Regions from separate parts of the Homo sapiens genome. Here region 2 is linked to region 1. Evidence: chromatin contacts called from ENCODE Hi-C or POLR2A ChIA-PET data. All regions are on one chromosome and are shown on one strand. Each heading gives the region's core, a stretch centred on a gene start or an enhancer-like site at or near the end of the contact. The rest is flanking DNA. Distances are from core to core; before and after follow the strand shown.

Region 1 (5,730 bases), core at 2,172-4,671:
TTCAGGCACCACCCAGTGGCCAAAGAGGCCTTGGGGCAGGTGTGAATTGCAGACACAGCTGGCTTTGTGCAGTTCAGGGAGTCTCACCACGTCCTCAGGCCCCCACCCCCCGACCCCACTTCACCTAGTGCAGCAGAGAGCAGCTTAAGTCACCTCCGAAGATCTAAGGTGCTTCCCCAGCTGAGCTGGGGAGAAAGCCATCTCACAGTGCCCAGTGTGACCATGTTGGTGCCACAATCTGATAGAGATTCAGTGTATGAGACCATTCTTGCATTGCTATAAAGAAATACCTGAGACTGGGTAATTTTTAAAGAAAAGAGATTTCCCTGGCTCACCGTTTCCCAGGCTGTCTGGGAGGCATAATGCTGGCATCTGCTCAGCTTCTGAGGAGGCCTCAGGAAACTTACAGTCATGATGGCAAGTGGAGGGGGAGCACACACATCACATGGCCAGAGCAGGAAAAAGAGAGCAAGGGGGGAGGAGCTACACGCTTTTAAACAACCAGATCTCGTGATAACTCACTATTGTGAGAACGGGACCGGGTGTGTGGGGGATGGTGCTAAGCCATTCATGAGAAATCACCCCCATGATTGATCACCTCCCACCAGGCCCCACCTCCAACACTGGGAATTACAATTTGCATGCAATTTGGGACCAGATCCAAACCATGTCACTCAGTTCCTTAACTATTAAGACAAAACACCAAAATGTGAAGTGTAGTTATTTCTTGGGTGGAATCATTGGAGATTCTTTCTCACCCCCTTGTGTTTTCGTATGTTTGCCACCCTATGTGCTGATTTTGTTTTGTTATTTGAAAAAGCAAAAGAAATGTTATTTAAAAGGACAAAAAGAATCCCCTCTGTGGGAGGCTGACTCACACCTCCCACAGTTATACAGTGAGGAGTGCTCTCCTCTGCAGGAACACGCCAGTGAAAAACGTCGGAGCTGCCAGTCCTTTGTCCTCATCTGCAAACCCATGATGCCTTGTGTGTGGTTTAAGGCAGAGGTTTCTAAAATTCTTAGTCTCTGGACCACTTTACACTCTTAAAAGTCACTGAGTGACCAGGCACAGTGGCTCACACCTGCAATCCCAGCAATTTGGGAGGCTGAGGCGGGAGAATCACTTGAGCCCAGGAGTCTGAGATCAGTCTGGGCAATATAGTGAGACCTCATCTCTATAAAAAATTAAAAAATTAGCCGGGCATGGTGGCAAGTAGCTGGGACTCCAGCTACTCAGGAGGCTGAGGTGGGAGGATTGCTTGAGTCCAGGAAGTTGAGGCTGCTGTGAACTGTGATCAGGCCACTGCACTCCAGCCTGGGTAACAGAGTGAGACCCTATCTCAAAAAAAAAAAAAAAAAAAGAAGATAAAAGTCATTGAAAGTTTTGTTATATTTATTGCTAATTGTCATACTAGAAATTGAAACTGGGAAATTTTAATTAATTAATTAGTTCATTTATTGAAAGTAGTAATTCATTTATTTAAAGTAGTAGTTCTCAACCAGGGATAGTTTTATCTCCCAGGGGACACTTGACGAGGCTGGAAGCCATTTTTGTTTGTTACAGCTGGAGATGGGGCATGCTACCGGCGTCTAGTGTGTAGTGAGGCCAGAGATGCTGCTCAGCATCCGAGATGCATCCTACCATACACAGATGCACCCCCCAATAAACAGAATTATCTGGCCCAAATGTCAATAGTGCCAAGGTTGAGAAACTGATTTAAAGCGAGGATAATAAATTCATCACATGTTAACACAAAACATAGTTTTATAAGAAATGACACAATTTTCCAAATTAAAACCAATTAAAGGAGTGGCATCGTTTTGTATTTTTGCAGGTCTCTTTAATGATTGGCTTCACAGGAGACAGCTGGATTCTTTTTTTTTCTTTTTTCTTTTTTTCTTTTTTTTTAACCAGAGTCTCACTCTGTCACCCAGGCTGGAGTGCAGTGGCACAATCTCGGCTCACTGCAACCTCTGCCTCCCGGGTTCAAGCCATTCTCATGCCTCAGCTTCCTGCATTGCTGGGATTATAGGCATGTGCCACGATCTCTGGCTAATTTTTTTCTATTTTTAGTAGAGATGGGGTTTCGCCATGTTGGCCAGGCTGGTATCGAGCTCCTGGCTTCCAGTGATCTGCCTGCCTCAGCCTCCCAAAGTGCTGGGATTACAGGTGTGAGCCACCACGCAGGATTATTGTATCTACTTCTGCATTCAATCTGTTGCAATGTCACATGTCACAGAGCTCCCGGAAAACTCCATTAAATATTTGTGAGTGAATGAGAGTGATAAAGACATCATCTCAGGATGATTATAATGGTTTTGATCTTGTGGCCCCCCTCCAAGGGTCTTTGGTAAAAGGTGAAAGATTCAAAGGCACTTCGGGATGCCCAAGGGTCCACAGACCACCTTTTGAGAACTGCAGCTGTAGGAAGATCTTCCCAGATGATTTCCAGAAACAATTAGTGTGTTTTGGATGTGAACACATCTGGCTCTGCCATCCTGGGAGGGCAGTCGGGAGAGGGACTGGGGAAAAACCCACTGAGCCAGCCCCGCAGACCCCACTCCTCCCTTCTCCTCAATGCTGTCAGCTGCTAGACAGTCAGTCATGGTAATTTCTAATGACAGATCTCACGTTTCACCTTGGGGGCAGAAAACAAGAGGCTGGACGAGTGGGAAGAAAAGAAAAGAGGAGAAAAAGTCAGGGGAGGTGGGCTTCCCTGGCTGCTTCTGAGAGGGAGGAAGGGGTGCTCGCTGCTGGCCCGGGGTCCCTGTGGGGTGTGGGTGTGTGTGGAGGGCCCACGCCTCGCCTTGCCCATGAGCCCAGCCCTGGGAACAGCAATCGAGGTGGCCCGCCTGTCTCTGAGTCACCCACCTGAGTTTCACAGGATGTGATAGGCTAATTTTGACAAGGAGAGGGGGAGCCCCAGCCTTTGAGGCCCAGGAAGGGTGAGCCAGGCTGAGGCCAGTGTCTCAACCCTTGTCTCTGAAAGGAGCAGTGGATCCAGGTCAGGAAGCCCACCAGCTTTCCCCCGACCCTACACTGCCACCGAGGCGGGCCCTTCACATTCCTAGGGTGGAGGGGATGGAGGCTTCCAGCCGCCACACTTCTAGGAGCTGGGGAGACAGCAGCACAGAGGGCATTTATGGAATACTTGCATTTATGGAACGCATGCAGGCTCTGAGCTCATTCTTTGTTGTGACTGCTGCCTTTAACCCTCACAATAACTGGTGCTTTGGGAACTGTTATTATTTCCACTTTACCCATGAGGACGACACGGCCCAGGGAGGAAAGAACTCGTCCAAGTTCCATGCCAGGGAGATGCGGAGCTGGGATTTGATCAAGGTTTGTTTGGCTCTGAAGCCCAGATTCTTAACCTCTGCCCTACAAGTTGTGCCAAATTACTCATGTACTCATGTGCTCAGGCACTTACTCACATACCTGATTATGGAGGGCCCACTCTGAGCCCTGTGCTAGATGCCAGAGATACAGACAATAAAACACACTCCCTGTCCTCCTCAAAGCTCTCGGTCTACCAGGTGGGAGGCACGGGGAGTGTAGCATTGAGCAAGCGGACACGCTATTGGAATCGATTGTGCCAAGTGCTGTGATGGGGTAAGCAGAGTGTGAGGAAGCCAGAAGAGGCTCTGGTTGTAGGATGGGGAGAGGGAAGCTAGGGTGGCTTCCTGGAGGAGGTGATGTATAAACTACTGACAAGTAGGGACCCCCAAGCCAGGGGGAAGAGGAGCATCTTGGGGTCACATACCACATGCCCTTGCTCCCACTTTTGACTTGTTGCTGGGACACTACTTCCTAGCCCAGGAGGAGTTCCAGGATTTCTGTTGCAAGCCCCCAGCCCCTATTTACCTTCTGTTTCTGGGGCGAGAACCAGATGGGACCCTCGCCAGGAGAATACCAGCAGCCCCTTCCCCTGTAGGAAAGGTGGGGACAGCAGTGTTGGATGGGGTCTCAGGGTGGCTGCCAGGCCCCAGGGGCAGGAAGCCAAGTCATCTTTTTGAGTAGATATTTGCACATGAAGCACTCTTGCCGGGCACTAACCTAGGTGCTGCACATAAAGTATGTCATTGGAATTTTACTATCCTGGGAGGATGAATTTCTTAAAATATGAAAGCCCTTTCACTAAAGACCTTATATCATTTCAACCTCACGTACTTCGAGACTAATATCGACAAAGGTGGTTCGTGTGTTTGTTCACCTGCCAAAGTGGTGCAACCCTATAGCTATGGTGTGAAGAGATTACAATTTTCTTGGTCTGCCTGCTATGAAATTATGCAGGTTTCGATAAATCATTCATTTACTGAGGGAGAGTGTTCATGATTTCACATTTTATGGGATGCTTTACTGATATGTCTTCATATCACACAACCTCCTTCTTGGTACTATCACTACCCCATTTTGCAGATGAGGAAACCGAGGCTCAGAGAGGTTAAGGAACTAGCCTGAAGTCACACAGCTGGTATTGGAACTCCAATACTTCAGGAGAATTGGAATTAGAACTCAGGCAGCCTGACGTCAGAGCCCAGCCTCCCAATTTCTACCCTGCTCCTCTTGTGCTAGAAAAATCCCTGAATCTAGAAAAATCCCTGAATCTGAGAAAGCCTCTTTCCTTCAGCCTGTCTGAGCCTCAGCTACTCCAACTCTTAGATTGCCCTTTCAACCTTTGAACTCTCCCATGAGAATGCAGCGGTGGGAGAGAGAGTGAGATGTCTGGAGTTTGTGCTTAAGGGTTTCTCATGTGACTCAGGGGCTGAGCCCCAAAAGAAACTCATCCCCAGCATGGCTGGGTGAGCCTTCTTTGTCCCCGCTTTCTCCAAACAAGGCTACGAATGTGGAGTGAGAGGCGTTGCAGGAAAGGGTGCCAGTTGTGGGGTGGCGGGGGGCTAGAAAAAAGAGATCTTAAATGATCAACAGGAGGGAACTGATAATTTCTTTTTTTTTTTGAGTTGGAGTTTCGTTCTTGTTACCCAGGCTAGAGTGCAATGGCGCCATCTCGGCTCACTGTAATCTCCGCCTCCTGGGTTCAAGCAATTCTCTTGTCTCAGCCTCCCAAGTAGCTGGGATTCCAGACACCCACCACCACGCCCAGCTAATCTTTTGTATTTTTAGTAGAGACGGGTTTTCACCATGTTGGCCAGGCTGGTCTCCAACGCCTGACCTCAAGTGATCCGCCCACCTTGGCCTCCCAAAGTGCTGGGATTACAGGCATGAGCCACCACACCCAGCTGAGGGGAGTGATTTCGTATTGCTTCAGAATAATTTCTCCCCTATTCCAAAAGCAATAAAGAAAATGTAGGAACTCCTAGTAAACCCAAAGAAGAAAGTTTAAAAACCTACAACCCCATCACTCATGCATAAACATGGTGAGTATCTTGGGTGTGATTTCTTTTAGGCTTTTGTCTATGCATCGTTCAATATACATGTTTATATTTATACTAATAAATGTATTCATAGAATTTTATTATTGCCAAGATAATACGTGTTCACTGTAGTATATTTAGAAAGTAGAAATGGACTGGACACGGTGGCTCACTCCTGTAATGCCAGCACTTTGGGAGGCTGAAGTGGATGGATCCCAAGGTCAAGAGATTGAGACCATCCTGGCCAACATGGTGAAACCCCGTCTCTACTAAAAATACAAAAATCAGCTGGGCATGGTGGTGGATGCGTTGGGAGGCTGAGGCAGGAGAATTACTTGAACGCGGGAGGCGGAG
Region 2 (6,392 bases), core at 1,202-3,701, 37 kb before region 1:
AAGTCGCTCTCCATGGTGGCTGAACCAACTTCCTACCGGTAGGATATATGAGACTATCCTTTTCCTAACATCCTAGTCAATCCTAGGTCTCAGCCAGCTTATAATGTTTTGCCAAGAGAGGTTTCTCACTGTTGTGTTCATTTGCGTGTTCATGGGCTTTTTCTAGAAGTTCCAGGTTGCTGGTGTGGGGGAAGAACTCAGGAATTCGGGTCAGGCAACCTGACTATCTGCTGTGTGACCAACACTAGACCCAGCCCTGTCTCCATCTGCTGTGTGACCAATGCTAAACCCAACCCTGTCTCCATCTGCCTAAGAATCTTGGTCAAGAGCTTCCTTTTGGTCCTCTGTTTCTTCATTTTTGAGGTCAAAGTTTCTTCCTCTCTAGGAGTCTGTTCTTCTTCCTCCGGCCCCTGCTGGGACTCTGGAATCCCTGAGTAAAGCAAGGCGTTCAGAAGCTCCTCCACTGTAATGCACACGTGTTCTCACTGGTGGACAAATCTTTAACTCTCCTGTTGCTCACTGAATAGTGCTCCAGAGATGTTCTGACCAGCATACAGCAGATGACAGGGACAGGAAACCAGATGGAAAGGGATTTATTATAATTTTTCCTTCACAAAACTATACTTTAGAAAAGTGAAACATGCTGAATGCCGAAAATTGGGAAAGTATAGAAAATTATAAAGAATAAAAATAAAATATAATCTCACTCTGCAGAGAGACTCATTGCTACCATTTGTGAGTTTAGTACATATACAGTATTTTATATATATGTTTAGTAGCTCACATTATATCATGAGTATGTCATTTAAAATATTTTTTAAAGTTTTAACTAAGAAAATTTGTTTTAGAGATGGGTTCTCGCTCTGTCACCCAGGCTGGAGTGCAGCAGAACAATCATGGCTGCCTGAAGCCTTGAACTGGGCTCAGGCGATCCTCCAGCCTCAGCCACCCAAGTAGCTGGGACTGCAGGCATGCACCTTCACACCCGGCTAAGTATTTTAATTTTTTAAGAGATGGAGTCTTGTGATGTTGTCCAGACTAGTCTCAAACTCCAGGTGTCAAGTGATCCTCTCACCTTGGCCTCCCAAGTTAATTTTTTTTTTTTTTTAGACGTGATCTCACTCTGTCATCTGGGCTGCAGTGCAGTGACACAATCTTGGCTTACCGCAGTCTTGACCTCCGAGGCTCAAGAAACCCTCCCCCCTCAGCCTCCTGAGTAGCTGGGACCACAGGCGTGTACCACGACTGGCCAATTTTTTGTATTTTTTGTAGAGATAGGGTTTCACCATGTTTCCCAGGCTGGTCTCAAACTCCTGAGCTCAAGCGATCCATCCACCTCAGCATTCCAAAATGCTGGGATTGCGGCATGAGCCACCATGTCCAGCTATTTTATTTTATTATTATTATTTTAAATGACTTTTCAAAAAGGCTGTACCAATTTGGGTTCCCACTAGAAGTCGTGGATTGGTGAATTTTTAAAGGAGCAGTGTGGCCCTCATCAACCTGGACGCACACGCTGGTCTCTAAGGCATGGAACAGTTGTGCTGGGAGGGAGCTCCTCTGAGAGGGTGGTCAGAAGAGCCCCCAGGCATCACCTCCACCATGAAAGCTCACCCCTCTCCCCTAAAGCTTAGATAACCAGCTGCATTTCCTAAGAGTGAGCACCAGGGGGCACCACATACCAAAGGAAAGTGGTCCAGACTGCGAGACCGCGGATTAGACCAAAGAGATAACGTTTTTTTTTTCTTAGACTGGGGCCCTCCAAGGCAGAGAGAAGACCAACTCTCCTGGCTTCCTTGACATTCTCCTTACCTGACGTTCTGCAGCCTCTTGGGAGACTCTCGGATGTACCCATAGGAGGCTGTGGGAGACAGAGGGTCATGTCCAGAAGGGAAATGGCAGTGTATGGCGTCACAGTAAGAGCTGGGGCAACTCCCCCGCTGTGTCTTTGATGTCTTTGCATCACCTTTCCAAGCCTCAGTTTTTCTCATGTGTCAAATGGGAGTGACAATTTCCTGCCTCGCTTTACTCTGTGTGTGTGTGTGTGTGTGTGCGCGCGTGTGTGTGTGTGTAACTTATGCCAAAGTGCTTTGAAAAACCGAGAAGTGGGAGGGGGGAGGGATAGCATTAGGAGATATACCTAATGTTAAATGACGAGTTAATGGGTGCAGCACACCAACATGGCACATGTATACATATGTAACTAACCTGCACGTTGTGCACATGTACCCTAAAACTTGAAGTATAATTAAAAAAAAAAAAAGAAAGAAAAACCGAGAAGGCCTAAGGATGTCTGCTGAGTTGAGACTAAGGTGTAGTGGGTGATATGTTTGGCTGTGTCGCCACCCAAATCTCATCTTGAATTGTAGCTCCCATAATTCCCACGTGTTGTGGGAGGGACCTGGTGGGAGACAGTTGAATCATGGGAGCAGTTTCCCCCATACGGTTCCCATGGTAGTGAATAAGTCTTATAAGATCTGATGATTTTATAAGGGGTTTCCCCTTTTGCTTAGCTCTCATTCATTCCCTCTTGTCTGCTGCTACGTAAGACGTGCCTTTTGCCTTCTGCCATGATTGTGAGGCCTCCCCAGCCACTTGGAACTGTGAGTCTACTAAACCTCTTTTTCTTTGTAAATTACCCAGTCTCTGGTCTTTATTAGCAGCATGAAAACAGACTAATACAGGGGGTAAGGACACGTGGAGCAAGATTGGTTACTACATTAGTCCAGGGAAGACAATGGTGGTGGCAGCTGTGAAGGTGGTGAGACGTGGCTGGATTCTGGATATATTTCAAGGGGAGAACCAGTGAGATGTATTGAAAGATTTGATGTCAGGGGTGAGAGAAAAAGGAGGTCAAGGGTGATACTAAGGCTTTTTGTCTTGAGCCAACAAAGACTAGCGGTGCCTTTTACTTAGTGGGGAAGATGGTGGAGGGATGGTTTGGAGGTGCAAATCAAGAGTTCCATATTTAGACATGCTACATTTGAGATGCCTTTTAGGTCACCGAGTGATTGAGTAAAGACAGAGGTCAGAAAACTGAGCCTTAGGCTGGGCTCGGTGGCTCACGCCTGTAATCCTAACACTTTAGGAGACTGAGGTGGGAGGATCACCCAGGAGTTTGAGACCAGCCTGGGCAACATAGGGAGACCCCATCTCTACAAAAAACAAAACAAGTTAGTGAGGTGTGGAGGCACACATCTGTGGTCCCAGCTACTTGGGAGGTTGAGGTAGGAGGATCACTTGTGCCTGGGAGGTTGAGGCTGCAGTGAGCTGTGATCACACTACTGCAGTCCACCCTGGGCAACAGGGCAAGACCCAGTCTCAAAAAAAAGATTTAGCCTTGATTCCTTTTCTCAGGGTCCTATAAGGATCACAGTATACAATAGATTGGACTAGATCAGAGATGAAAACATAACTCACACGCATGCGGCCACATCCCTTCCAGTGCCGCTGGCAGATATCACAAATTCATCACAGCACTCAGGAATCCTCTCAACCCAGAGCTCTAGGCAGCCTCTACCAACCAAGTGGAGATGATACAAAAACGAAAACTCTCCATCATCCTGAACTGGTTGAGATACCCAAGAATGCGGTTAAAACCATGGGCTTGGGCCGGGCGCCGTGGCTCACGCCTGTAATCCCAGCATTTTGGGAGGCTGAGGCAGGCAGATCACAAGGTCAGAAGATTAAGACCATCCTGGCTAACATGGTGAAACCCTGTCTCTACTAAAAATACAAAAAATTAGCCGGGCGTGGTGGCGGGTGCCTGTAGTCCCAGCTACTTGGGAGGCTGAGGCAGGAGAATGGCGTGAACCCTGGAGGTGGAGCTTGCAGTGAGCCGAGATCGCGCCACTGCACTCCAGCCTGGGCGACAGAGTGAGACTCCGTCTCAAAAAACAACAACAACAACAAAAAACCATGGGCTTTTGGGCTAGAGAGGCCTGGGCTGCACAGCTAATCTTGCTACCAGCTAACTTGAAACCTCAGAAAAAAACTGTTTCTCAGTTTCTTCATCTGAAAAATTGGATTAGTAATAGTTCCTATTTCATAGGGCTGTTGTGAACATTGAGATCATCCAATAAAATTATTTAGCACAGTGCCTGGGACACAGTCAACCATCAATAAAAGTGGCAGCAGCAGCAGTAATAGTTGTTGGATGGTGTTACTCCAGCTTGAACATTCCAGATACATCCGTCTTACATTCTGTTTCTGACATTGGACAAATAGTGTAATGTTGGGGCTGTCCAGCAGGAGGCACTGCTGACATGTACTTCTCTATTGCCCACAGAGGTCCAGGAAGTGGGAGGCAGTTTTCCCTGGAGCAGTGTTCTCTGATGATTGCCCTGGCAGAGGCCTAGACTTTTCTTCCTGGTACAATAAACCAAGCTCTTGGCTCCTCCCAGACAGCAGTGTCTCAGCTTTCTTCCTGGGACTGGTCCTCTCTTCTCAGATCCAGTTCCTGGCCTCCTCCTGCTTATAGCCTCCAGCCAAGCTGCTGAATCTGGCAACCCAGGCCCTGGCCAACCTTTCCTTCTTGTCCAGGCCCCTAGCGGCCGCCAACTTCCCCAAAGCCAGCAGGCACGTGCAGGACATGCCAGCTTGGAATAGGTTTCCTGCGCCCTCTCTCTTCCCCCTCAACTCTGTAAAATCCCTTTTTTTGATTCCTCCTCTTCAGAGATGGAGCCGGGCAGGACTAACCCTGCTGTGCAGATGGAATAAAAGGCAGGGACCTGTTCCACGATGCTCCCAAGCTCAGATCACAGCGAGCTAAAGGGAACCTGGGAGGTGGGTCTCCTAAGCCTCAGGCACAGGTGAGTCACTCGCCACTCAGACCACACTCATCTTTCAGACTCAGGTGTTCACTGGGGGCTCAGTGGGCATCTTCTGTCTTTCGGCCCTGTGCTGGGCACAGGGCTTGACTAAGATGGAGGGAGACCGTGCTGAGCCTCGGGAGGCTGAGACACGGGCTGGGCCTCGAGACGGGGAGATGGGGGCTGAGCCTCAGGAGGCTGAGATGGGGCTCGGCTGGGGGATGGCTGCTGTGGATCATAACAGATAGACAGTTCTACCTACCCTGTGATAGGGGATGGGCAGCCAGGGTGCTGTCAGAGGACAGATTTCTGGATGCTTGTGGAGACCCATGAAACCACAGGCTCCCTAAAGCACGTGTCTTTTTAAAAGGGTCCATCTTGGATCCATCTTTCCCCACACTCACCGTTGAACATGATTCTCCAGCCCTCTATAGCCTCAATATCCCTCTCTTGGCCAAATAGAATCTCTTTCCTGATTCCCCCATCCCCCGCCAGGGCATACATCCCCACCTCCCACACACCCCTGCTGCCCACACATCCCTGCTGCCCACACACCCCTGCTGCCCACACACCCCTGCTGCCCACACACCCCTGCTGCTTAGCATCAGGTGAACTTCTGGGAAGGCCCTGGAAAGGGCCCAGCAGGTGGGGGAGCAGCCTCTGAACCACCTCCCTTTCTTCCCCGTGCCCTCCTGCCTCAGCCACCATCTCCTTCCATGTACCCCTCCCTTCATTCTTCCTCTTGGCGTGGCATCCACAGCCTACAGAATATCTGTCCCTAGCCCTTATCACTGTCCACTCCCAGCCTGGGTTTTGCATAAGGAAGATGCCAGGACTTATTGCTTGATAAACTCCAGCGTGCCTTTGCCTCCCTCCCTCCCTCCTTCCCTCCCTCCTGCCTACGAAATCTGCAATCTTTGGCATGTGTTTGTTACACGGAATGCCACCAGTGGGTCATCAGCTGTCACTGTGAACAAACAAGAAAAAGAAAATGCAAAGCAGGCCGCTGCTTGGTGTGCCGGTGCCCCAAACCACAATGGCACACCTGGTGGTTTTCGGTGGAAGGCGGCCTGGGTTCAGCCCACGTGTTGGCCTGGGGACATCGCATGAGTCAGCTGAGGTGGATAGTCGTTCTTATTTATGGTGATTAAAAATACCTCTGTTTTTCCTTTACATAAAAACAATACACATTAGCTGTAGAATAATTAGAACTAGAAACTTTGGCTGCAACAAACAAAAACCAAAGACGTACCTGTAACGCGCCCCCCCGCCGCCCCGACCCCCACCCACTCACGCACCTAGAAATGATCACTGTGAGCTGCTTGGGAGGTGCTCGCAGACCACATGCCTTTTTTTTTTTTTTTCACTTATACAAAATGAGCTCATACTGTACATATTGTTTTATAACCTGCCTTTTTTGTTGAACAATATATTGTGAGTAAAAACTGCTAACATTTCATTAGACTTACTGTGGGCCTGCCCTGTGCCAAGCACTTTGTTTGTACATCAAGGATGTCATTTAGTCAACCCTAAGAGGTCAACTATTTACTGCCCCCATTTTACAGAGAGGACATCGAAGGG

The links. Hi-C counts contacts between places; a loop is a spot of excess contacts on that map. ChIA-PET counts read pairs that join two places held with the same protein, here RNA polymerase II (POLR2A). Pooled maps may share reads with other maps.
Region 2: a loop to region 1 is called in a map of mammary epithelial cell, with 3 times the contacts of the local background. The contact joins the promoter of LINC02800 here to the enhancer-like site in region 1. A Hi-C loop is called at or near these places in 1 of 168 maps with a recorded cell type or tissue (mammary epithelial cell), 19 of 37 single-sample maps with no recorded cell type and 6 of 50 pooled maps. POLR2A ChIA-PET finds 5 or more read pairs at or near these places in 6 of 52 experiments (HEK293T, MCF 10A, OCI-LY7 and 3 more).

What each region holds. Positions count from the first base shown.
Region 1 is chr1:24,233,495-24,239,224 of GRCh38, forward strand. No RefSeq gene overlaps it. Among named protein-coding and RNA genes, the nearest start is that of LINC02800, 36 kb to the left of the region's middle. Within about 2 kb of position 3,422, at least 8 of the 41 ENCODE cell types and tissues checked have a DNase peak (open chromatin) inside an H3K27ac peak, as active enhancers do; they include Panc1 and mammary epithelial cell, where a contact is called at or near this core.
Region 2 is chr1:24,197,789-24,204,180 of GRCh38, forward strand. LINC02800 (long intergenic non-protein coding RNA 2800) reads left to right here and starts at 2,452. Exons shown (of 3, transcript NR_027087.2): 1 at 2,452-2,603; 2 at 4,676-4,811. RefSeq lists an enhancer at 1,774-1,883.